2 separate regions of the Homo sapiens genome follow, and region 1 is linked to region 2. A link is a loop called in an ENCODE intact Hi-C map of the cell type or tissue named here. Cell type or tissue: PC-9. All regions are shown on one strand. Each heading gives the region's core, and the rest is flanking DNA. Links, peaks and the distances in the headings are about the cores only.

Region 1 (13,132 bases), core at 2,720-10,719, 51 kb before region 2:
TAGGCTCAAAATAAAGGGAGGGAGGAATATTTACCAAGCAAATGCAAAGCAAAAAAAAAAAAAAGAAAAACAGCAGGGGTTGCAATCCTAGTCTCTGATAAAACAGACTTTAAACCAACAAAGATCAAATGAGACAGACAAGGGCATTAAATAATGGTAAAGGGATCAATGTAACAAGAAGAGCTTACTATCCTAAATATATATGCACCCAATACAGGATCACCCAGATTCACAGAGCAAGTTCTTAGAGACCTACAAAGAGACTTAGACTCCCACACAATAACAGTGGGAGACTTTAACACCCCACTGTCCATATTAGACAGATCAACGAGACAGAAAATTAACGAGGATATCCAGGACGTGAACTCAGCTCTGGACCAAGCAGACCTAATAGACATCTACAGAACTCTCCACCCCGAATCAACAGAATATACATTCTTCTCAGCACCACATCATTTATTCTAAAATTGACCACATAATTGGAAGTAAAACACTCCTCAGCAAATGCAAAAAAAAAAAAAAAGGAAATCATAACAAACGTCTCTCCGACCACAGTGGAATCAAATTAGAACTCAGGATTAAGAAACTCACTCAAAACTGCACAAATACATGGAAACTGAACAATCTGCTCCTGAATGACTACTGGGTAAATAAGAAAATGACAGCAGAAATCAAGAAGTTCTTTGAAACCACCGAGAAAAAAGACACAATGTACCAGAATCTCTGGGACACATTTAAAATAGTGTGTAGAGGGAAATTAATAGCACTAAATGCCCACAAGAGAAAGCAGGAAAGATCTAAAATTGACAACCTAACATCACAATTAAAAGAACTAGAGAAGCAAGAGCAGACAAATTCAAAAGCTAGCAAAAGAAAAGAAATACCTAAGATCAGAGCAAAACTGAAGGAGATAGAGACACAAAAAAACCTTCAAAAAATCAATGAATCCAGGAGCTGCTTTTTGAAAAGATCAACAAAATAGATTAGTCAGACTAGTAAAGAAAAAAAGAGAGAAGAATCAAATAGATGCAATAAAAAATGATAAAGGGGATATCACCGCTGATCCCACAGAAATACAAACTACCATCAGAAAATACTATAAACACCTCTATGCAAATAAACTAGAAAATCTAGAAGAAATGGATAAATTCCTGGACACATACATCCTCCCAAGAATAAACCAGGAAGAAGTCAAATCCCTGAATAGACCAATAACAAGTTCCAAAATTGAGGCAGTAATTAATAGCTTACCAACCAAAAAACAAAAAAAAAAAAGCCCAGGACCAGATGGATTCACAGCTGAATTCTACCAGAGGTACAAAGAGGATCTGGTACCATTCTTTCTGAAACTATTCCAAACAATAGAAAAAGAGGAAATCCTCTCTAACTCATTTTATGAGGCCAGCATCATCCTGATACCAAAACCTGACAGAGACACAACAAAAAAAGAAAATTTCAGGCCAATATCCCTGATGAACATTGATGCGAAAATCCTCAATAAAATACTGGCAAACCGAATCCAACAGCACATCAAAAAGCTTATCCACCACGATCAAGTCAGCTTCATCCCTGGGATACAAGGCTGGTTCAACATACACAACTCAATAAACGTAATCCAGCATATAAACAGAACAATGACAAAACCCACATGATTATCTCAATAGATTCAGAAAAGGCCTTCAACAAAATTCAACACCCTTTCATGCTAAAAACTCTCAATAAACTACATGTCGATGGAACATACCTCAAAATAGTAAAAGCTGTTTGTGACAAGCCCACAGCCAATATTATACTGAATGGGAAACACTGGAAACATTCCCTTTGAAAACTGACACAAGACAAGGATGCCCTTTCTCACCACTCCTATTCAACATAGTGTTGGAAGTTCTGGCCAGGGCAATCAGGCAAGAGAAAGAAATAAAGGGTATTCAATTATGAAAAGAGGAAGTCAAATTGTCTTTTTGTAGATGACATGATTGTATATTTAGAAAACCCCATCGTCTGATCCCAAAATCTCCTTAAGCTGACAAGCAACTTCAGCAAAGTCTCAGGATACAAAATCAATGTGCAAAAATTACAAGCATTCCTATACACCAATAACAGACAATCAGAGAGTCAAATTATGAGTGAATTCTCATTAACAATTGCTACAAAGAGAATAAAATACTTAGGAATCCAGCTTACAAGGGATGTGAAGAACCTCTTCAAGGAGAACTACAAACCACTGCTCAAGGAAATAAGAGATGACACAAACAAATGGAAAAACATTCCATGTTCATGGATAGGAATAATCAATATTGTCAAAATGGCCATACTGCCCAATGTAATTTATAGATCCAATGCTATCCTGATCAAGCTACCACTGACTTTCTTCACAGAATTGGAAAAAACTACTTTAATTTTCATATGGAACCAAAAAAGAGCCCCTATAGCCAAGACAATCCTAAGCAAAAAGAACAAAGCTGGAGGCATCACACTACCTGACTTCAAACTATACTGCAAGGCTACAGTAACAAAAACAGCATGATACTGCTACCCAAAACAGATATATAAACCAATGCAACAGAACAGAGGCCTGAGAAATAATGCCACACATCTACAACCATCTGATCTCTGACAAACTTGATAAAAACAAGCAATGGGGAAAGGATTCCCTATTTAATAAATGGTGTTGGGAAAACTAGCTAGTCATATGCAGAAAGCTGAAACTGGATCCCTTCCTTACTGCAAATATTAACTCAAGATGGATTAAAGACTTCAACATAAGACCTAAAACCATAAAAACCCTAGAAGAAAACCTAGGCAATACCATTCAAGACATAGGCATGGGCAAAGGCTTCATGACTAAAACACCAAAAGCAATGGCAACAAAAGCCAAAATTGACAAATGGGATCTGATTTAACCAAAGAGCTTCTGCATAGCAAAAGAAACTATCATCAGAGTGAACAGACAACCTACAGAATGGAAGAAAATTTTTGCAACCTATCCATGTGAGAAAGGGCTAATATCCAGAATCTACAAAGAACTTAAACAAATTTACAAGAAAAAAACAAACAACCCCATCAAAAACTGGGTGAATGATATGAACAGACAATTCTCAAAAGAAGACATTTATGGAGTCAACAAACTTATGAAAAAAAGCTCATCATCACTGGTCATTAGGGAAATGCAAATCAAAACCACAATGAGATACCATCTCATGCCAGTTAGAATGGCCGTCATTAAAAAGTCAGGAAACAACAGATGCTGGAGAGGATGTGGAGAAATACGAATGCTTTTACACTGTTGGTGGGAGTGTAAATTAGTTCAACCATTATAGAAGACAGTGTAGTGATTCTTCAAGTATCTAGAACTTAGAAATACCATTTGACCCAGCAATCCCATTACTAGGTATATTCCCAAAGGATTATAAATCATTCCACTATAAAGACACATGCACACATATGTTTATGGTGGCACTATTCACAATAGCAAAGATTGGAACCAACCCAAATACCCATCAATGATAGACTGGATAAAGAAAATGTGGCACATATACACCATGGAATACTATGCAGCCACAAAAAAGGATGAGTTCATGTCCTTTGCAGGGACGTGTATGACGCTGGAAACCATCATTCTCAGCAAACTAATGCAAGAACAGAAAACCAAACATCACATGTTCTCACTTGTAAGTGGAAGTTGAACAATGAGAACACATGGACACAAGGAGGGGAACATCACACACTGGGGCTTGTCAGGGGTGGGGAGCTAGGGGAGGGAGAGCATTAGGAGAAATACCTAATGTAGATGATGGGTTGATGTGTGCAGCAAACCACCATGGCACATGTATACCTATGTAACAAACCTGCATCTTCTGCACATGTACCCCAGAACTTAAAAGTATATTTAAAAAAACAACTAAAGAAAAAAATACACAAATATCAGAAAAAATAAAAGTGATCAAAAAAGAACAGGTAATAGATTTTAAAATGGAAGTGACTACTAAAGCATAAATACTCAATTTCAGAATTTATTAAGCTTTGTGGGTGTATAGATTCATATCTTTTTCAAATTTGGAATTTTTTGGCAATTATTTCTTGAAATATTAAATATCCTTCAAACATTCTTCCTGCCCATTTCTCTGTCACCTCTCCTTCCTATTATGCATAACTTGGTATGCTTAATGGTGTCTCACAATTCTCTTAAGCTCTGTTCATTTTTCTTCATCTTTATTTCTTTCTGTTTCTCAGACTGAATAATTTCATTTGACTTCTTTTTTAGTTCACTGATTCTTTCTTCTGATGGCTTAAATCTGCAGTTGAACCCCTTCAGTGAATTTTTCATTTCTGTTATGGTATTTTTCAGGTCCAAATATTCTATTTATTTATTTTTTGAAATCTATTTTCCTTTGTTGATATTTTCTATTTGTTGAGATATAATTTTCCTTGTTTCTTTTCTTTCTTTCCCCATGTTTCCCTTTAACTCTTTAAGCATATTTATAACTTCTTCAGATCTTTGTCTACTTAAGAAAAATGTCTATGCTTCCACAGGGGTAGTTTTCATTAATTTCTTTTTTTCTCCCTGTAAATGGGCCATAGTTTCTTTGTTCTTTCTTTCTCTGCTTCTTTGTTTAAAACTGCACTTCTTTTTTTTTTTTGAGATGGAGTCTCGCTCTGCCGCCCAGGCTGGAGTGCAGTGGCATGATCTCGGCCCACTGCAAACTCCGCCTCCTGGGTTCACACCATTCTCCTGCCTCAGCCTCCCTAGTAGCTGGGACTACAGGTGCCCGCCACCACGCCCGGCTAATTTTTTTGTACTTTTAGTAGAGACGGGGTTTCACCATGTTAGCCAGGATGGTCTGGATCTTCTGGCCTCGTGATCCGCCCGCCTCGGCCTCCCAAAGTGCTGGGATTACAGGTGTGAGCCACTACGCCTGGCCCTTTTTTTTTTTTTTTTTTTAAGACGGAGTCTTGCTCTGTCGCCCAGGCTGGAGTGCATTGGCGTGATCTGGTTCACTGCAAGCTCCGCCTCCTGGATTCATGCAATTCTCCTGCCTCAACCTCCACAGTAGCTGGGACTACAGGTGCCCACCACCACGCCCCGCTAATTTTTTGTATTTTTAGTAGAGACGGGGTTTCACCATGTTAGCCAGGATGGTCTCAATCTCCTGACCTCTTGATTCACCCGCCTTGGCCTCCCAAGGTGCTGGGATTACAGGCGTGAGCCACCGCGCCCAGCCACATTTTGTATATTAAAACATACTAACTCTGGAAATCAAATTCTTCTCTCTCCAGGATTTGCTGATTTTACTTGCTATGAGTTGTAGTTGTTTGTTTTAATGACTTTCCTAAACTCTTCTTATAAAGACTATCTTCTTTATTATGTGTTTGTCAGAAATCTCTGTTCTTTTAGTTTAACTGTCACATAATTCCTTCATAGAGATTTTTCTTAAATTCTGGGAACACTCTCCCCACCTCAAACACACACAAAAAGCAGAAAAAAAAAGAAAGAAAGAAAACAAAGGTATGAAAAAAGAAAAGAAGAGAAAGAAATATGATATCCTCTAGGTTTTTGAAGATTGGTTGTTTGTTGAGGCACTCCTTCATTGCTTAGGCAGTTTACAACTCTGACTTAACCTTCACTTCCTGCTTTCATTAACCCTAAAGATCAGTCAAAGGTGAAAGTTTATGGCCTTCTCAGGTCTTTTCTGAGCAAGCATCCTGCTCTGAGTTTGTGTGTAACTTCCTAGATTCTCCATTATAGGCAAGAGTTTTTCAAAGCCCTTATTCCCTACAGATTCCTACTCTCAACTTTTTCTTCCTCGCTGTGTGGAAACAATTGTTTTCCCCAACCTTTCTTTTTTGTCTCAGCTGACAGATGCTCATTCTTTTGGCTTTCAGTGATTTAGAGGAACATACTCTGTGTATGATGGTGTACAATGTTTTAGAGGAACATCTCTCTGATTCTCCACCTTGAGAGAATTCCAAGGTAGATGAAACAAAGGCAGGACCCTTGTGTTAGTCTTTCAGGGAACCCGCAGACAGGTCAAAAGAGAAAAGAGTAATTCTTGGGAAAGAGGTCCACTAGCCTCCTTCTGGAACCATGTCCCCATATCAGGAACACAAGATACTGTCTTCAAGACCTCTGTTGTGCTGAGGAAAGGGACGGGACAAGGCTAAGTTAAACTGCTGCAAAGTTCTTTACTTTGTTTCAATGGCCTTTCTCCTGATTAAGTGTTCCCTTTGTTGCTGCAAACCATTGTCTGTCTTTTAGAGTTGAGATAAAGTTGACTCTGAAATTTTTTGCCAGGTTTTTGGTTTACTGACGTCCCTGTGTCTTGAAACTCTTTTTTTTTCCCCCCCAGTTCTTACGATATTGTCCAGGCTGGTCTAGAACCCTGGGCTGCAGTGATCCTCCCACCTCAGTCTCCCAAGTAGCTGGGATTACAGATGCAAACTATTGCACCCAGTGAAACCCTTTTTTAATAAAAGGGTTTCAAAGGTATTTTTTTCTTTTACAATACCAAAATGCAATGAATATTTTATTTAAAAAAATCAAATTACATGTGGTCACTCATGCCTGTAATCGCAGCACTTTGGGAGACCAAGGCAGGAGAATTGCTTGAGCCTAAGAATTCAGGATCAGCCTGGGCAACATGATGAGACCCTGTCTCTATAAAAAGATAAAGAAATTAGCCAGCTGTAGGGGTGCACAACTGTGGTCCCAGCTACCTAGGAGGCTGAGGTGGGAGGATCACTTGAACCCAGCAGGTTGAGGTTGCAGTGAGCTATGGTCATGCCACTGCACTCCAGCATAGGTGACAAAGTAAGACTCTGTCTCAAAAAAAAAAAAAAATTAAATTACAGACCAACTTTACCAATGATTATGTCAAACTTTTTGTGTGTGTTTCAATGGAAACTATGAATCATTTGCAGCATACCTTCCAGCTTATCAGATTCTAGTCTTGTTCATTGTCTTTGAGCTATTTGATCTCTTTTTATGTGTAGGTAACTGATAAATATATGACTGCTGTATTGTTCTATAATGATTTTGACTAACTCTGTGGAAAAACCAGTTTTGTGCCTATTTGCAATTCCTTTCACCATCCCTTTACTCTGTATAGTTTTTTTTTCCATTTTAGCTTTCCTTTTGAAAGTTTTCATATTTGCTATTTTTATGTTTATATGAGTCATGATTTTCCCTTTTTCTGAAAATTTTCTGGGAATAATTACAAATGCAAATATCCTAAATACAAATATTAGCAAATAGAATTTGGCACCAAAATATCAAGTATATTATATATCTCAGGAATGCAAGGTTGATTCAATATTAGGATATATATTGTTATAATAGCTCAAAAAAACCCATCATATAATGTCTTTCCTTCAAGAGTTTAATTTTTTTTCTCTTTTATCAGTCAGCCCCAAATGTCAGGGAGCTTACATTTTTAATGGTTAAAGTATAATTTTTAGAAAGATAAAATTATATCTCATGTTGAATATCAAATGAACATGTGTCAGTTTTTTTTCAACCAGTTAATGAGGGAACTAGTAGATGTTAAAACTAGTACAAAGAGCATTTGAGGAGCCAGGAATCTACAGATAATTTAATAAAAAATTAGTATTAGATTGCTTGGGTAAACACTAAGTTGTTTAATACTCACAGGGCAATAAATGATACAGAGTAGAAGTTGTTTTTCTATTCAACAGAAATCTACCTGTTAACTTCTGCCCCTACAGAGGTGAAAGAACACTCAGTACTCAATTTTGCCTATTTCTGATTTTTTGAGTTTTTCTATTACATTCATGGAGACAAAATGTTAGTTTTCCTGTAGGGCTGGCATGTATTTCGCTGGGCATAGTTTTGACATCTCTATAAAACTACATGACTGACAAGGTGTTTCCCAAGCTTCTCTTAATAGTAACCCTCCTTATAAAACCATCTAGTGGAAATGACTGTGAAGTCAGCAGGAATTTACTACTCAAGATTCATACCTATGTTTCGAGGGTCAGTTTTTGGAGGTCAGTTTGGAGATGAGATGACCATAGCAAGGTTTAATTAAAGACAGGGTAGACAAACATGGAGCGGTCACCTCGACTTTTAAAATCTTTGAATTGAGACCTCCTTAATTTTGGATAAACTCATAGTATCCCTGCATTTGGGGGCACAGAAAAAGTGAAGTGTCTATATATTTCTTTAGAGCAAGACAGTGGCATTTTTGCATAGATGTTTTGACTCTGGAGTTTGAGATTAAGTAGCATAAGAGTTATTCTGACGGTAGGTGGGATTGGTAGTGCTCAGGAACTTACCATAGCTAGGAACCAAAATTGTTCAAATAAAAAAATTCTGAGTGGAGAATATGGAAATAAATACAATGCAAGTAAGAGAAAACTCAAAAGAGACTGTTTATGCAGGGCTTGTTATAGCAAGGCCGTCAGCCTCCATCACTTGCATCTGGCAGACACTTGAAGGCAGACAGGGGAGTGCAAAAGCTCTATAGTGAAAAAAAGGAGGCTCTATGTGTGCTCTGATTGCAGGTTATTGGCATGGGGAAGTTGGAGGTGGGCTAACTAGAAATGTGGCATCCTGTGTGATTGGTTTGGGGGAGATCATTTAGCAGTTCATCCTGAGTTGGAAGCCAGGGCAAAAATTAGGGAAGCTGGCAGTCATTGACCATGTTCTGATTGTTGTAGGCTGATTGCAGCAGAGGTTGTGAGGTTTTGAGAGGTCAGAGTTGGATTGCATATTTGGTCTGGCCATTGTCCATTTGTATATTCAGTCTCTTAGTCCCCCGCCTTTGGTCATTCTCTTACTTTCAAGAGGTTGACCAATTCCAGAAAGGCTAGGGATCCAGATCTTCACTGATGGGGGACTGTTTAGTCATCTCCATAGTCAATTGCATTGCAAGATGTTCTTCAATTCATAAAGAAGTATCACAAGTTCAAAAGGATTTGATACCCAATGTTTGCAATATCCCGTTAAATTTAGAAATCATCTCAATTGCCATTTTATAAGGGGCATAGGATATGTTTGGATGGTCGTTAGGACTTAGGAGAAAGTGTTTTTCTCAGATAGGTCATGCCCTAAATAATGGGCAGTGTTTTGGCAAAATTGTAACAACTTTTGAAATTTTATGTCCCTCTTCTTGTACAGCTAAGAGCAAGTAAATGAAATTCTTTGTTCTCTCAACAAATTATGACATTGTCTACATATTGTACTAGTACTGAATCACAAGGGAAATTTAAATCTTTTAACTCCCGATTGAGTACCCAGGAAATACAGGAGGGAGCTTCAATAACTCCTAGGCATGATTGTCCTGATATATTGTTGTCTTCTCCAGGTGAAAGGAAAGGTATTCACTGTCCTGGTCTAGAGGCACACTGAATAAGTTAGAATAAAGATCCACTACACTGAAGCAAGTGGTTTCAGGTGGAATTAATGACAGGTTGATATTTGGGTTAGGTACTACTAGCAAGTGAGGGATAACACTTTTGCTGCTGATTCTCAGGTTGTGAAAAAAATATACTTTTGTGTTTGATTTATTTACTCTTAGGATGGGAGTGTTACAAGAGCTATTGCAGATCTTTTGCTGTAAATCCTTAAACTATAGGTCTGAGCCCTTCCTTTGCTTCTGGTTTCAAGGGATCTTGGTGAACTTTGTATAATGGTTTGGTAGGATCTATTTAAATAGGTTCTGCTCCAATCATTTTTCCTATGTCAGTGGCATTTTTAGCCCATGAAGTGTTAGGTACAGTGTTATAATCCTTATTTGAGATATGCCTCAAATATAATGGAGAAGTAAATGTATCTCTAGACTAGAAACAACTTGGTAATAAATAGAGGTGTCCTCTGGAACCTCAAGACAAAATCCTCCTATTGTGCATTTAATATTACAATTCTATGACTAAGTAAGCCTTTCTATTTTAAATTTGCAGGGAAGGTATCACAGAGTAGAAAGGAACATTCTTCAGTTAAGGGCCTAATGGTTATAGTTAAGGGCTGGGAGGAGGTTTAAATTCTACAGGTGCCTGCATGCCTGGATCAAGGGAGAAATGGATCATTCGAAGCAAGTTGTATGTCAGGCTCTTTGAAGAAGTGTTGGCAAAAGAAAGAGGGTCTGAACCAGGGAAGGATGAGTCCATGGAGGTGCAGAAGGAGAGGATCAGAGGATAACAGAGAAGAGGAAAAGCTGAATATAGGGAAGCAACTGAAGATAAGGAGCGGGGCACTTAATGGGGGATTAGTCTAGTTTATTTTAGCTTACATTTGCTTAAGTTTGCTTTATTGCTCATTATCTTTGGCCAAAAGATCTTTTAGTGAAGCAATTTTTAATTCAGGATTTCATTTAGAGGACTTTGCATACCATTAAGAAATGTTGCCTATTTGGCCAGAGAAATATTATTCCCTTTCTTAAAGCACTTCTCAAATGAACAATTTTGTTCAAGTCAAATGTTCCCCAGAGTGGCCATTGAAGGCCCCAGTCATTCTTGGTAAACTTATGCCTTTTAGAGAGACAGGTGCAAAAAATAGGATTATACTATGAGTACATTTAAGAAGGAGTTCTTTCTAGGGAGGAGAGATTTTAGACACACATGACTCCATGAGAGCTGGCCATGGTCAGTAGAAATGTGATCCTTGGACATCTCATGTTCTGGTCGCTAACCTGAAAAGTGGCTGCCTCCATGCACAGAACCGATAATCTGCACCTCCCTAACTCCCAGACCCTGCAGGTTGAAGACCAGAGAACACTCTCTCTTCATTAAGCCAAGCTTTTAAGACAAAAGGTCAAGACAAAAGAAGAAACTCATTTTGTTTTTGGTGACCACAGCAGAATTTGTCAAATGGACACCTGTCCAGTAAGAACCACAAATTAATGAGCCTCTGAGGCCAGCTGGAACAACAGGTTTATTAAGGCTATGCCTGTGTCTTCCCTGTGATTCTCCTTAAAACGAACAATACTTTCAAACAGCACAACACAGAACAGAAGCACAAAAGACAGCAAAACAGAATGACCTGATTCCACCAAGGAAGCTAAACAAAGGGGAACCAGTTACAAACTCTGCTTATTGAACTGAATAAATGGGTAAGAAACTCAGCGTAAAGAAAGCCAAGTTTAGACCTGCTGCAAACTTACCACATCAGCGTGCACTCTGTAAGACACGAGTAGCGAGGCACAAGGGGCCTCCTACTGTAGCATCTTCACCTGGTTGACAGCAACAGACAGTGCAGAACGTATTCAGGTGGGGCGTCCAGTAAAATTGTGGAAATAAATGAAGACCACTGAGATGAGAATTTAAAAGACTGTTTTTTCAGACCTTGCTATAGACAGGGAGTCAGCCACGATCACTTGCTTTTGGCAGAGACTCCAAGGCAGCCAGGGAAGCCTTACAGTGAAGAAAAAAAAAATGGGGGAAGGCTTTAGGTCTGCTTTGATAGGAAGTTAATGGTGTGGGGAAGCTGCAGGTGGGCTAGATAGAAGCAGTTCATCCTATGCAACTGAATTGGAAAGCACATTTGGCTTTCTCTGGTTGGTCCCGAGTTGGAAGCTGGGGCAAGAATCAGGGGAAGCTGGCAGTCACTGACCAAGTTTTAATAATTTTGGGCTGATTGCTGCAGCAATTGTGGGTCAGAGGTGGATTGCATATTTGGTCTGGCCATTGTTTGTATTTTCAGTTTTTCAAGGAGGGACGTGATTTTTTTGTAGTCTGAAAATTCTTCATTGAACTGATAGTTGGACCAAGTGTTGTGGTAAGTAACAAATATAATTTTGGATGGGCTTCTCTGGTCCCCCTGCTTGATAGGTTTCATTTGATCATTGGTCTGAGGATTGCTTTGGAGGTAATTTCATTTTTATAGTCTACTTCTAGTTCTCAACTCCTTTCTTCTTATCCTAGTGAATGACCCTGTACCCTGAAACTGACACAAGGCTGCAGCAGGTTGCCTTGGCCTTTGCCTGCCCAAAAGTGTTCATTATTCCAAAAAGGCTGGTAGAAACGCTTTGAAGTCTGAGTCTTTTTTCTTCTGTTGTTCTTTTAAATTGTCAATAAGACTAACACAGGAATCTACACACAGAGGGTGATCAATAAGTGATTCTGACTCATTTAAAAATGTACCTTATATGCACCAAGGACCAGAGCTTACTTAGCAACAAACTGGCTCATTAAAATGGTATCATACCAGGTCATCCTTATTATCTTCCCCCCAAATTATTAAATGTACATGTTGCTGAGCAGGGTGCTTTGCAGATTACTTAAAAATAAAAGAAAATCTATTTTTGACTGTAGGAAAATCTTTAAGAGCTGGAGCCACAGTCAGTTTCAAACTGCTTTTGCACCTGAGCAGAATTATAAGTTACTCTGTCCCAGAGATGAAGAGAGAATTAGGCTACTCATTATCAAGGTTCCTTATAGTCTCCGCTCCACAGTTTCAGGCCTTCCCCAGAACTCACAAGTTGCCTGCTGGCATAACAGTTAATGAATAAAAAACCAAGTAAAAGCTCTAAGGTTAAAAATTACTGAGAAGGGTTCAGTATAACTTAAATAGGAAGACAAGTACTCCAACATTTACATTTTTAGCCATGGCTCTCTGGAGTCTTTGAATTTAGTTCTATTTGTTCTATAGGGTACCTGACTTGCTCACACTATGTCAGTTAACAACTACCTATTAGCTTGCTGCAACCCAAGTCTCACTCCTTCTTTACCTTTGTCAAAGATAAAGAAAGTTGGACATGAGTTGAAGTGGTAAGGACAGGTTTTATTCAGTAATATTCTATTGCAATAGGGAAAAGGGTCCAATGTGAAATGACCTGAGCTTTGATTTGTGCAGAAGTGAGTGGGTGTTTTAAAGGAGCAGTAAGGGAATAGTGACAGGAGTAGGCCAGCTCTCAATGGAGCTGGAGAAGTGAAAAATTAGAAAAAGTGAAAAGGGGGTTGGTCCATGTGAAATCAATCTGGGCTTATTAACTGGTGTTTATTAAACTTAAGCTCCTACCCTCCCACAGAGACTGGGAGACAGGGTTTCTATCTTCAAATGTTGGCTAGAGAAAACAGTAAATTCTTTTGACAGCCTTGAGTTTTCTAAGGCAGGCACTTGAAGAAGGGCTGGGGTCATTCTGGGGATTCAGCCTTGAGCTGTTAGCAACTATGTAAG
Region 2 (13,132 bases), core at 3,521-11,520:
TTTAGTTTCATTGTTTTGTGTTTACATTTAAGTCTGATACATTTTGAGATAATTTTTCTTTTTTTTGAGACGGAGTTTCACTCTCGTTGCCCAGGCCGTAGTGCAGTGGCATGATCTTGGCTCACTACAACCTCTGCCTCCCGGGTTCAAGTGATTTTCCTGCCTCAGCCTCCCTAGTGGCCGGGGTACAGGCGCGCACCACCACACCAGGCTAATTTTGTATTTTTAGTAGAGACAGGGTTTCACCATGTTGGTCAGGCTGGTTTCGAACTTCTGACCTCAGGTGATCCGCCTACCTCAGCTTCGCAGAGTGCTGGGAATACAGGTGTGAGCCACCATGCCTGGCCTTGAGATAATTTTTGAGGAGTGTAATAACTATGTCTAGATTCTTTTTAAATTTTTTTTTGCATGTGGATGTCCAGTTATTACAGCACCATTTGTTAAAAGATTATCTTTTCTCCATTGTATTGCTTTTTATTCTTTGTGAACAATCAGTTAACTGTATTTTTGTAGATATTTGAGATTTGTGTTTGTTCCTTTAATCAATTTGTGGATTATTTTGCCAATACAATGTTTCGTGATTACTACAGATTTATAATAAGTATTGAAGTTGAGTAATAACAGTCCTCTTTCTTGTTCTTTTTCAATATTGTGTTGTTTTGATTTTTTTCTCTTCATATAAATGTTAGAAAGTATTCTCAAAATCCACAACATAATTTCTTTGGGTTTAGATAGGGATTGTGTTGATCTATAGATGAAGCCGAGAAATGACATCTTGACAATACTGAGTTTGCTTGTATATGAGAAGGAAATATTTCTTCTGTGAAATACAAACTATACTCTGAAATACACTGCTTCTCATTTGAATAAGAAGACGAGGCTCAGACTGGAAGAAAAATACTTTGAGAATACCTATAATATTGTATATGGTTATTGATTTTTTCATCAGAATTATATAGTTTTTATCAAAATGATATTGAATATATTTTTTTAGATTTATATGTTTCATTTTGAAAAGCACTAATTTAAATGTTAAGGCATTTAAAATTTCAAATTTGACTTGTTCATACCTGCTATATAGGAAACAATTTACTTCTGTATATTAATCTTGTGTTCTGTACCCTTATTATAATTGTTTATTAGTTCCAGATTTTTTTAGGTTGCTCATTTTGGATTTACTACATAGACAATTTAGTCATCTGCAAAAAATGGCAGTTTTATTTTATCCTTCCCAAACAGTATACACTTTGCCCCATATTATACTATTCAGATTTTCAGTAAAATGTTGAGATGGAATGCTGATAGAGGCCATCACTGACTGGATCCTGATCTTGGCAGGATAACTTCTAGTTTCTCACAGTCTAGGTTATGATGGTAGCTGTTGGCTTTTTTTTTTCTTGTTGTTGTTGTTGTTTGAGATGGAATCTCACTCTGTTGCCCATGCTGGAGTGCAGTGGCGTGATCTTGGCTCACTGCAACCTCTGCCTCCCGGGTTCAAACGATTCTCCTGCTTCAGCCTCCCAAGTAGCTGGGACTACAGGTGCCTGCCACCACACCTGGCTAATTTTTTATTTTTTGTAGAGATGGGATTTCACCATGTTGGTCAGGCTGGTCTTGAACTCCTGACCTCAGGTGATCTGCCCGCGTCAGCCTCCCAAAGTGCTGGGATTACAGTCATGAGCCACCGCGCCTGGCCAGCTGTTGGAGTTTTTAAAAAATATTTTGTATAAAGTTGAGGAAGTTCCCTTCTTTTCCTTCTTTGCCCAGTCTTTTAACCACGAGAAGGTACTAGATGTTTTCAAATGTTTTTTTCTCCATTTATATGCTCATGTTATTTTTCTTCTTTAGTCTTCATGGAATGGATTGCATTAATTGGTTTTTAAATGTTGAACCAGATTTGCATTATCTGAAATAAATCCAAGTTGGTCATAGTGTGTAATTGTTTTTGTACCTCATTGAATTTGAATTGCTAGTATTTTGTTGAGGTTTTTGCATGTACATTTATAGGAGATATTGGTCTGTGGTTTTATTTTATTGTAATGTCTTTGTCTGGTTTGATGTAGGTTAATGCTGGCCTCATATAAAGATTTAGGAGGTATTCTGTCTTCTCCTGTCTTCTGGGAGTTTGGCTACTGTCTCATGTCTCTTCACATTGCAGGGCTATTTCTTTTCCTCCTTCTTGGCTTCAGGAGTGTCCTGGGGTCTTTGCTATGAATGTTCCAATACCAGCAGGTCACAGAGCGATGGAGGCTTAGGCTGTGGCACAATCACAGAGACCTCCTGGAGCGGAGGACACAGGGCAGTGAAGCACTAACCCCAAGCTCTGGCTGGAGCGAGAGACAAAGGCTTTATGGGTTTTTAAAATCTTCTTTACAGTTCACTGTGCTCCCCAAATTTTGTACAATGAATTATATCAATGTTTAATTAAAAATAAAGGGAGCCAACCCCTCACAAAAATCTTCAAGGATGTCCTTGTAAAGCCTTAGAAGCAAAAGGAATGATGTAGACACATAAGGTAATATAAATCATGTCAATTTAATTTTTTTCACTGACATACTGCTATGTCAAAAAAAAACCCAAATATTTTTCTAAGTCACTAATACAGAAAACATTGTCTCATATTGGGAATACACTTGAAGAATCATGGAGCACCTGGTAAAAAAGAAGTAGTCGACTTTACAATAGAAAGTCTTGTATTCTCCTGGTAAATGCACAATTGTTATTCCAGCTTTGGCAATAGCAAGTATGCACTTCTGTTAAAGTTACCAAGTTACTTGCTCCCCAGTTTCTATGGTAACCTCTTTTTGTGGGGGTATATGTGTAAAAACATCATAAAATTAAGAATGGGGTTTCTTCCAGAAGTTCCACAGCATAGGGCTGAGAGGTAAGCGGTCTGTGTTTGAATTGACCTTAAAATGGATTGACACTTCTGGCCCCTTAGTAAGAATCGTAATATAATGTTCCTCCACTGAACTAAAAGATGATGTGGAAATGAGAAGAAACAGTCAATAAAGGATTTAACTACTTCAAAAAGGGAAACATAGAGCTTAAAACTGAGCATACTAATGGTCTAGAGCTGAAGAGCTGTGAAAGTCATTCACTCACAATGTGTCTTTTGTCTGCCCCTAGAAAGGAATGCATAGGTTACACACATAGACTCCCTTTTCTATGGTAACAGCAACTTTCCCCAGGGCAACAGGAAATAGGAAGGGAAAATATTTTTGCAGGCCTGACATTGGAGTTAAGTAGATGAAGTTTTTGGTAAATAACCAGGCTTCACCAGACTCTTAATCTCCCTTCACCAAGGACACTCTGCCCTCCTGCTCTTTCCTTTGTGTATTCAGTCAAAGCTTACTTGTAACAATCTGTCATAAATGTCCTTAGAAATATAAATGCTTGATTACAGGTTGTTACTTTAGGTATTTATTCACAATGGGGAATATGCTCATAACCACAAGGAAGGATGCTCCACAGGTAACACTTAAGGCATAAAACAGGTTAGTAAGGGAGATAGCAGGGTAAAGGGAATCCTGTGGTGAGCCTGGAATTAGGCTCCTAAAGCTGCCTTCTTTTAAAGCCATAAAGTTAATCCTATCCAGAAATACTTTTTTTTTCTATTTTTAATTGTGATAAAAAATCCAACATAACATTTACAGTCTTAACTATTTTTAGGTATAGCATTCAATAGTGTTCATTATGTTCACATTGTTGTGCAATGGATCTCCAGAATGTTTTCATCTTGCAAAACTGAAACTCTATATCCATTAAACAACAACCCCCCCATTTCCTGGTTCTCCCAGTCCCTGGTAACCATGATCCATTGTTTGTCTCTATGAATTTTTTTTTTAATAGAGACAGGGTCTCTCTATTGCCCAGGCTGATCTTGAACCCCTGGGCTCAAGTGATTCTTTCACCTTGGCCTCCCAAAGTGCTGGGATTACAGGTGTGAGCCACTCCACCCAGCCTGTCTCTATGAGCTTGACTGCTTTAGATATCTCATACAAGTAAAACCATGTGGTATGGTCTTTTTGTGACTAGTTTATTTCACTTAGTGTAATGTCCTCAAAGTTCATCCATGTTGTAGTGTGTGACATGATTTCTTTCCTTTTTAAGACTGAATAATATTCCATCATATGGATATACCACATTTTGTTTATCCCTTCATTCACTGATGGACATTTGAGTTGCTTCCACCTCTTGGTGGAAGCTGCTATAAACATGAGTGTTCAAATACCTCTTTGAGATCTTGCTTCCAATTCTTTTGTATATGTACACAGACAGGGATTGCTGGATCACATGGTAATTCTATGTTTTTATTTTTTGAGAAACTGCCATACTCTTTTCCATAGTGGCTGCATGATTTTGCATTCCCATCAACTGTGTGCAAGGATTCCAATTTCTCCACATCCCTTCTAACGCTCGTTTTTGTTTTTGTTTTGGTGGTAGCCATCCTAATGTATGTGAAATAATATTTCATTGTGGTTTTGAATATTTATATTAATTAATACTACATTTTTTACTAGACCATCTAATTTATAAAAATAGCTTACAATCTAACTAAATTATATCCCTGCAAATATTATAATACTTGGCAAACAATGATGCAAAAGAATGAAAAGCATAGTGATTCTCCAAGACTCATGGGAAATTAGTAATAAATTGGGAGTTAAACTTGTAGCTATGAAGGCCCGTGCCATTTATGTAATCCCTGGAAACACAGATATACTTCTGACTTCCATGTTCTGTTATTATTTCTCTATGCTAAAATATGTTTTTTATACTACCCAATATGGATGCTACCCAATTTTGATGAAGAAGATAGTCATGTGGTATATTTCTGCATGTTAACATAAAAAGGACTCTGAGAGGTACTTTAATGAAAATAAAAATGAAGAGAAAATTATTTCTGATTAATAGTAACCATCTTATGACACAACGTCTTGAGAGTTTCAAGAAAACATTGAAGCACGTTAAGTCTGAGGCAAGAAAAGGAAATCTACTGAAATAATGTAAGAAATTTCAAAGTAATTTCATGAATTTCACAAAAGATGTACCTTTCTATTTAAAAGAGTTACCTTAATGCTCTGTGTACAATACTAGATTACAATTATATAATAAAATCCAAAAGTACCAAAATTCAGTCAACAACCATTCATTCAAATGTGTTAAAGTATAATTTTCACAAAAGTAAAATTATTTCTCTCATACAAATATAATATAAACAAGTGTAAAAAATGTTATTGAACTCACATGTGTGAGGGAACCAGTGAGGTATTAAAACCAGTTCAAGAAGCAATTGAGAAACTATTATGCATGCATGTATGCACTTGTGTGCACACACACACACAGACATATTCAGTTAAGATAGTTGGGTAAGATACAAAACTGGTAATGTCTTATAGGGCAATAATATTTAGAATTATCTGTTACTCTGTACAGAAATTATTTCCATTTCTACTGAACAGAAGTCTATAAACTGATACCTAGAAATGCAGATGAATAATGTACAGTAATCTAAGTAGGTATCTTCTTCTGTATCAGTGATTCTGAAATTATAATTCCTGGATTAGAAATTCCTGAATCTGTCTCACCTGGAAATTTGTTAGAAATTAATATTCTCAGGCCCTTTTGCCAGATTTACAGAATCAGGAGCTCTGAGTGGGACCCAACAACCTATGATTTAGTAAGTTATTTAGATGATTTTGAATGCACACTGAAGTTTCAGACCCACTTCCCTAGATAATAATTAGGTTGCTGTCACCCTAGTATGACATTGAAGGGATATGGTACCCAACTTTTTGCCACACTTTCAAATTTTGCCTATTTTTTTCATAGCAAGTAAAAATGTTAATATTTTGTACTCTTGATTTTGCCCAGGTTTTGCAAATGCCTCATAATGTCACTTCTACATTTAGGGTCATCTGTCCCTGACATCACAGGAACCTTTATTGGATGAGTCCCAGATATTTTAAAAGGAAAATGCTAATGTTATATTTTCATAAAATAATTTTATGCATATTATTTTCATACAATTTATGGGGAAATTCGAGACATGTGGGTTGTAAGCCAAATTATAATGGAGTCCACTAAACTCTATATTTGCCATGTTAGGCTTCGGAAGACTTAGAAGAGATTTCATAAGGCGTGAACACATATTTCTTCTGCATAATAAATGTTACTGTTGAGTAAATAGTTAACATTGATTCTTTTGTTGCACATCCTAACAAAATTATGGTTAAGGTGTGCTAACACGACTAATTTCTAATCTCAGCTTTTACAACTTTGTTCTGCCTTTATACAGTACTGCCAAACTACAGTCTGAGGAGAAGGAGAACTTCTAGCAGTAAAATGTCCTATTTCACACTGGTTCTCATGAGTCATCTCAATAATATGTTGTTTTCAAGGTCAACAGCTGGCAGGAAACAGCACAGAAGAAATAATACATGCAGTTTTAAACTTGCATTCTATACAATGGTATACACACAGAAATCTTTATGCAATCAGTATACATAAGGCTGTTTATGCTTTTTAAATTTTTGCTTCTTAAATTTGCTGCTCTTTGTGACTACTTCTCTTGGTAGCCGTGGGCATGGTATAATATTTGTCTAGCAAACCGAAAAAAAAAAGCAAATACATTTATTTTTAAAAGTCCTCCTTCAAGTTACGTACATGTTTATTGTAGAAAATTTAGAAAACACAATCTAAAAGCAAAAATATCAACATCGCTCTAAATTCTACCTTCTGGAATAACCACATTAATATTTTTATCTTCATATGAAAATATATGTTTATGTTAATGTATGTTTTAATGTTAATGAACATATATCTCATTCAGAAAAGGGCTAAGAAAACAATTTCTAAGCAGAAGTACTGAAATGAATTGTACAAACATCACATAATAATTTGCATTTTTAAAGTATCATGGTAAAAATGCCTATGCCTAAGGATTCATTTGCACAAACACAGATTCCAAATATACCAATGAAAAAGCTGAGTTTTTGATCACAGCAATGCATCATTGTTTATTTTATTTAGTCTCAGCTAGCCTGAAAATTACCATTTTACCCAGTGGATTATTCACCCATTGTGTGGTAGAAAAAGACAAATGTTGTCACCAAACAAGATGATACAGTATTTCCTTTTATTCATAAAATCACCTTGAAAAACAGAAGTGATTCATGAATAAAAAAATCTATAGCAGCACTGGAGACAAAGCAGTGTCATTATTATACTTAAAATTGGAGAAATTTCTTAAAAACATACAGTAGTTAGCAGGATTAGTGCTAGAAACCATAGTGAAATGCAAAGCATTGAGTCAGCAGGGTTAGTAATGGGAGCTGGTCATGGGTCAAATAGTGAGTCAATTCACTGAAGAATTGTGCAACAGTTGGGCCAGTCCCAACTTGACTATTCTTTAGCCTGCAGGCTAAATCATGTTAGAAGAATTAAATAAAGTAGAATTTTTGACTCAGAAAATGAAGCCTTAGCATGAACTCCTGAACTGGAGTAAGGCAAAAAGGTAAAATTTGACCGTTAGAATGGACATCAAGAAAATGACAAGGACATTGCAGCTCCATGCTAAGAGTTGGGCCACACTCACACTTTTCTTATTTCACCATTTGAGGAAAGTCTGTAGATTATCTCTTTGCTTTTTATCTATGGGCCTTTCAAAAACAGCTGCCCTTTTTTTTCCTGGCAAGAAGCATTCCTGTAAGTTTTTCCCTGTCACACTTATGGAGCTCTAAAGTTACAACTCTCTTTCAAGGGGTAGTTCTCTATAGTAAAGAAGGCTTGAAAATGGCCAGGGAGCCCCATGACACCCACAATGGTGAGGCAAGTCTTTCATTTATAAATGTGAATACAAAATTTGCCAGACATTTTGAGGAAAACCAAGAGCAAATTTTAGTGAGGGACACTAAAATGAATACAAAAATACAGAGAAAAAAGAAACATATTCCTTAAATAATTTGTAATTAATACTTCCAAATAGATTTGAAAGGTTATTGCATACAAAAAATGGAACTATCAGAAAAAGAGAGCATTCTTAGAAATCAAAAACATGACACAAGGATATTTTTGAAAAAGAACTCAATGGTTGGACTGAAGATAAATGACGTATTTGTAGAATGACTTAATGACTGGAAGACAAAGTAGAAAGAAATTAACTGTTTTAGGAACTAAGCAAGGAGGTGAAAAATAGGAGAAAAAGTAGTTAAGAAAAATATGTAGTAGATTTTGTGTTCTTTGTGGCTGCTCAGCAATTTTGAACATCCTTACTATGTTTGAAAAATTTCTCATGAGTCTCACCAAGATAAAGGCCAGAAAGTTGTCTTCCCCATCTCTCTTGCTATTTAAAGGTAAATTTGATTAGTTAAAAATTAATATTGAAAACTCTAGGGCAGTCCTTACTCAATTATTTTTACAAAGAAGTATAATTAATATGCTAAAGGATGAGATAATGGAGAATTATAAAATGCTCAATTAAAACCAGGCAAGACAGAAAAAGAGGGAAGAGAAAGGAACAAAAAATAAGTGGAATAAATAGAAAACAATTATAAACAAGGTAGATGTTAGCCAAACTATATCAGTAACCATTTAAAATGTGAATGGTCTAAATGCACCAATTAAAAGACAGATATGTCAGAGCGGATAAAATATCAAAACCCAACTAAACACTGCTTACCAGAAAGCCACCTTAAATATGAAGACACAGAGTAAAACTAAAATAATAAGAAAGATGGACTATGCTAACACTAATAAAAAGAAAAGAAAGCGGCACTTTAGGAGGGCCAAGGTGGGAGGATTCCTTGAGCCCAGAAGTGCAAGACCAGCTTGGGGAACATAGGGAGACCATGTCTCTGTAAAATATTTGAAAATCAGCCAGGCATATTGGTGTGTGCCTGTGGTCCCAGCTACTTAGGAGGCTGAAGTGGGAGGATCACTTAAGCTCAGAAAGTTGAGGCTACCGTGAGCCATGATTGTGCCACTGTACTGCAGACAATAAGACTCTGTCTAAAAAAAAATTAAAAAGCCTTTTGGCTCTGACCAGCACCATGGCAGTTGGCAAGAACAAGTGCTTTATGAAAGGCAGCAAAAAGGGAGCCAAGAAGAAAGTGATTGATCAATTTTCTAAGAAAGATTGGTATGATGTGAAAGCACTTGCTATGTTCAATATAAGAAATATTGGAAAGACGCCATCACCAGGACCCAAGGAACCAAAATTGCATCTGATGGTCTCAAGGGTCATGTGTTTGAAGTGAGTCTTGCTGATTTGCAGAATGATGAAGTTGCATTTAGAAAATTCAAGCTGATTACTGAAGATGTTCGGGGCAAAAACTGCCTGACTAACTTTCATGGCATGGATCTTACCCATGACAAAATGTGTTCCATGGTCAAAAAATGGCAGACAAGATTGAAGCTCACATTGATGTCAAGACTACCGATGGTTACTTGCTTCATCTGTTCTGTGTTGGTTTTACTAAAAAACACAACAATCAGATACAGAAGACCTCTTATGCTCAGCACCAACAGGTCCGCCAAATCCAAAAGAAGATGATGGAAATCATGACCTGAGAGGTGCAGACAAATGACTTGAAAGAAGTCGTCAACAAATTGATTCCAGACAGCATTGGAAAAGACATAGAAAAGGCTTGCCAATCTATTTATCCTCTCCATGATGTCTTCGTTAGAAAAGTAAAAATGCTGAAGAAGCCCAAGTTTGAATTGGGAAAGCTCATGGAGCTTCATGGTGACAGCAGTAGTTCTGGAAAAGCCATTGGGGATGAGACAGGTGCTAAAGTTGAACGAGCTGAGGGATATGAACCACCAGTCCAAGAATCTGTTTAAAGTTCAGACTTCAAATGGTGGCAAATAAAAAGTGCTATTTGTGAAAAAAAAAAAAAAAAAAAGAAGAAAGAAAGAAAAAAGGAAAAAGCTAGAGTAGTTATTTTGATTTCAGGAAAAAAGTAACCTTCAGAAAAAAATTATTAGGAATAAAGGCATGCATTATGCAATGGTAAAGGCATCAATTCTCTAAAAATACATAACAATCAGTGTGTGTGCAGCTAACTAAGAACAGACCATCAAAGTACATTAGGCAAAAACTGATAGAACTGTAAAAAGAAATAGATAGATCCACTATTAGATGTGGAGAATTCATCTGTTAGCAGAAGGTTAATAATGCATAGATCAAGCAGGTTGAAAATTAGTAAGACTATAATTGACCAGAATAGCACTATCAATCAATGTGATCTAACTGACAATTACAGGATACTCTATCCAATAACAGCTAAATATACATTCTTCTCAAGTTCACATAGAACATTTGCCAAGGTGGACCACAATCTGGGTCATAAAACACCACCTTAAAAACTTGCAAAGAATAGAAATCATACAAAATATGCTCTCAGACCATGATAGAATTCAACTAGATCAGTAAAAGAAAAATAACTGGAGAATTCCCAAATGTTTGGAGATTAAACAACACCCATCTAAATAACACATGATTGGCCAAGGCGGGCAGATCGAGGTCGGGAGATTGAGACCATCCTGGCTAACATGGCGAAACCCTGTCTCTACTAAAAATACAAAAACTTAGCCAGTCGTGGTGGCACGCACTTGTAGTCCCAGCTACTCAGGAGGCTGAGGCAGGAGAATCCCTTAAACCCAGGAGGCAGAGGTTGCAGTGAGCTGAGATCGTACCACTGCATTCCAGCCTGGGCGACAGAGCGAGACTCCATCTCTAAATAAATAAATAAATAAATAAGTAACAAATGAATAAGAAAGAAACTTCAATAAAAATTATAAAATTATTTATAACTAAATGAAATGAAATGAAAATGAAAATTTTTCAAATTTGTGGAATGCAGAAAAAACAGTGTTTAGAAGGAAATTTAAAATTAAATGCCTTTATTAGAAAAGAAGAAAACCTAAAATCAATAATCCGAGCTCAGGAAACTAGACAAAGGAGAGCAATTTATACCTAAAGAAATCAGAAGAAAATAAATACTAAAACTGAAAGCAGAAAGTAATGACATTGAAAAGAATAAAGTAGTAGAAAAAATCAGTAAAGCCAAAAGCTCTTTAAAAAAAAAAAAATTGGTAAATTTGATAAACTTCTAACCAAGATAACCAAGAAAAAAGACACAAGTTACCAATATCCGACATAAAAACAGGGCCATCACTACTGATTATTATCAGTACTGGGCCAATTCCCTGAAAGACACAAACTCCCAAAACTCACACAAGGAGAAATAAATAAACTAAATGAGTGTACGTCTATTAAGAAAATTAATTAATCATTAATAACCTTCCAAAACAGAACACATCAGTTCCAGATGATTTCACCAGTGAATCTTATGGAACAATTAAAGAAGAAATTATATGAATTTTCTACAATCTCTTCCAGAAAATAGAACCAGAGGAACACATTCTAACTCATTGTATGAGGCCAGCATTATCCTAATACCTAAACCAAATAAAAATATTATAAAAGATAGCTTTCAGTAAAAAACTACAAATCACAATCTCTCACTACAGAGATGACAAATTCTCAAAACCAAATCAGCAAATTGAAAAAAAATCTATGAGAATAATTGTAAAACACAGCCAAGTAGGATTTATTCCAGTTCTGCGCACTGATTCAACATTCAAAAACTGATTAATATAATCAGCCATCAGTAGCTAAAGAAGAAAAATTTCTTGATCATGTCAATTGAGGCAGAAAAATCGCTTGACAAAATTTATTACCTATTCATGATAAAATCTGTCAACAAAGTAGGAATAGAGGGGGAACTTCCTAGATTTAATAAAGAATGTCCACAAAAACCTACAGCTAACATCATACTTAATGGTGAGACACTGGATGCTTTCCCACAAAGATCCAGAACAGGAAAGAATGTTTCCTCTCACCAGTCCTATTCAATGTCATACTGTAAGTCTTAGTGAAATAAGACAAGAAAAGGAGGGCTTCAAAGTGGATTACTGGAGGCATCTGGTACTTGCTTCCTCCACAAAGAAAACAAAAATAGTGAGTAGATAATCACGCTTTGAGTAGATCATCTGCAGAGAAGTGACAGGAAACATCTAACACAAGAAGAGAGGGAAGTGAGGCAGTCTGTTTGGCCAGGATCATCTGGGAGCCCGGAGAGGCTCCTTAACACACAGAAAACGTAAGTGAGAGATCCTTAATGGCATCTTGTGAGACCCAGCATGAACTCCCACTCTGGAGAAATACCTTTGCACAGTCTCCGTGCAGTTCCTTGTTAGTCTTGGGGCCCTTGAGGGTCTAGGGGTTCTCCTTAAAGGGCCCTATTAGGATTGTAGGAGTCTGTGATGGAAATTTGGACCATTAAGCATCATATTATCAACATCATTTTTCACATAATTAGAAAAAAAATCCTAAAATTCATATGGAAACAAAAGGATCCTGAGCAGCCAAAACAATTCTAAACAAAAAGAACAAAGCTAGAGACATTACATTATCTGACTTCAAATTACACTGCAAGGCTATAGTAACCAAACATCATGGTACTGGTATAAATATGGACATGTAGATCAATGGAACAGAATAGAGAACCCAGAATTAAAGTCACATACCTACAACCAACTGATGTTTGACACAGCCAACAAAAATATACACTGGGGAAAGGACCTTATTCAATAAATGGTGCTGAGAAAATTAGATAGCCATATGCAGAAAAATGAAACTGGACACCTGTCACTCACCATATCCAAAAATTAACTCAAGATGGATTAAATATGTAAATGTAAGACAAGAAACTATAAAACTACTAGAAGAAAACATAGGGGAAACACTTCAGGACATTAATCTAGGCAAAGATTTTATAGCTAAAACCTCAAAAACAAAGGCAACAGAAACAAAAATAGGCAAATGGGATTATATTAAACTTAAAAGTTTCTGCACAGCAAAGGAAACAATTAACAGAGTGAAGAGACAACCTGTTGAATGGGAGAACATATTTTCAAACTATTCATCTGACAAGGGACTAATGCCCAGAAAATACACGGAACTCAGACAACTCAACAGGAAAAGAAACAATTCCATTAAAAAGTGCGCAAAGAACACAAATAGACATTTATCAAAAGAAGGCATAGAAATGGCCAATAGGTA

Evidence for each region. Hi-C counts contacts between places; a loop is a spot of excess contacts. Peaks named below come from ENCODE experiments on the same cell type or tissue, not always from the same donor. Only the 100,000 strongest peaks of a DNase experiment are listed, where the experiment ranks them.
Region 1: it touches region 2 in a loop (2.1-fold over the local background); 3 of 110 quality-filtered maps call a loop at or near these places.

The regions. Positions count from the first base shown.
Region 1 is chr7:94,742,384-94,755,515 of GRCh38, reverse strand. No RefSeq gene overlaps it. Among named protein-coding and RNA genes, the nearest start is that of PEG10, 93 kb to the right of the region's middle. In PC-9, for the core only: no CTCF peak of the experiment used is centred there; a DNase peak (open chromatin) is centred at 6,935; H3K27ac peaks cover 633 bases.
Region 2 is chr7:94,691,739-94,704,870 of GRCh38, reverse strand. It overlaps the pseudogene RPS3AP25. Among named protein-coding and RNA genes, the nearest start is that of PEG10, 42 kb to the right of the region's middle. In PC-9, for the core only: no CTCF peak of the experiment used is centred there; DNase peaks (open chromatin) are centred at 6,390 and 7,320; H3K4me3 peaks cover 263 bases; H3K27ac peaks cover 2,609 bases.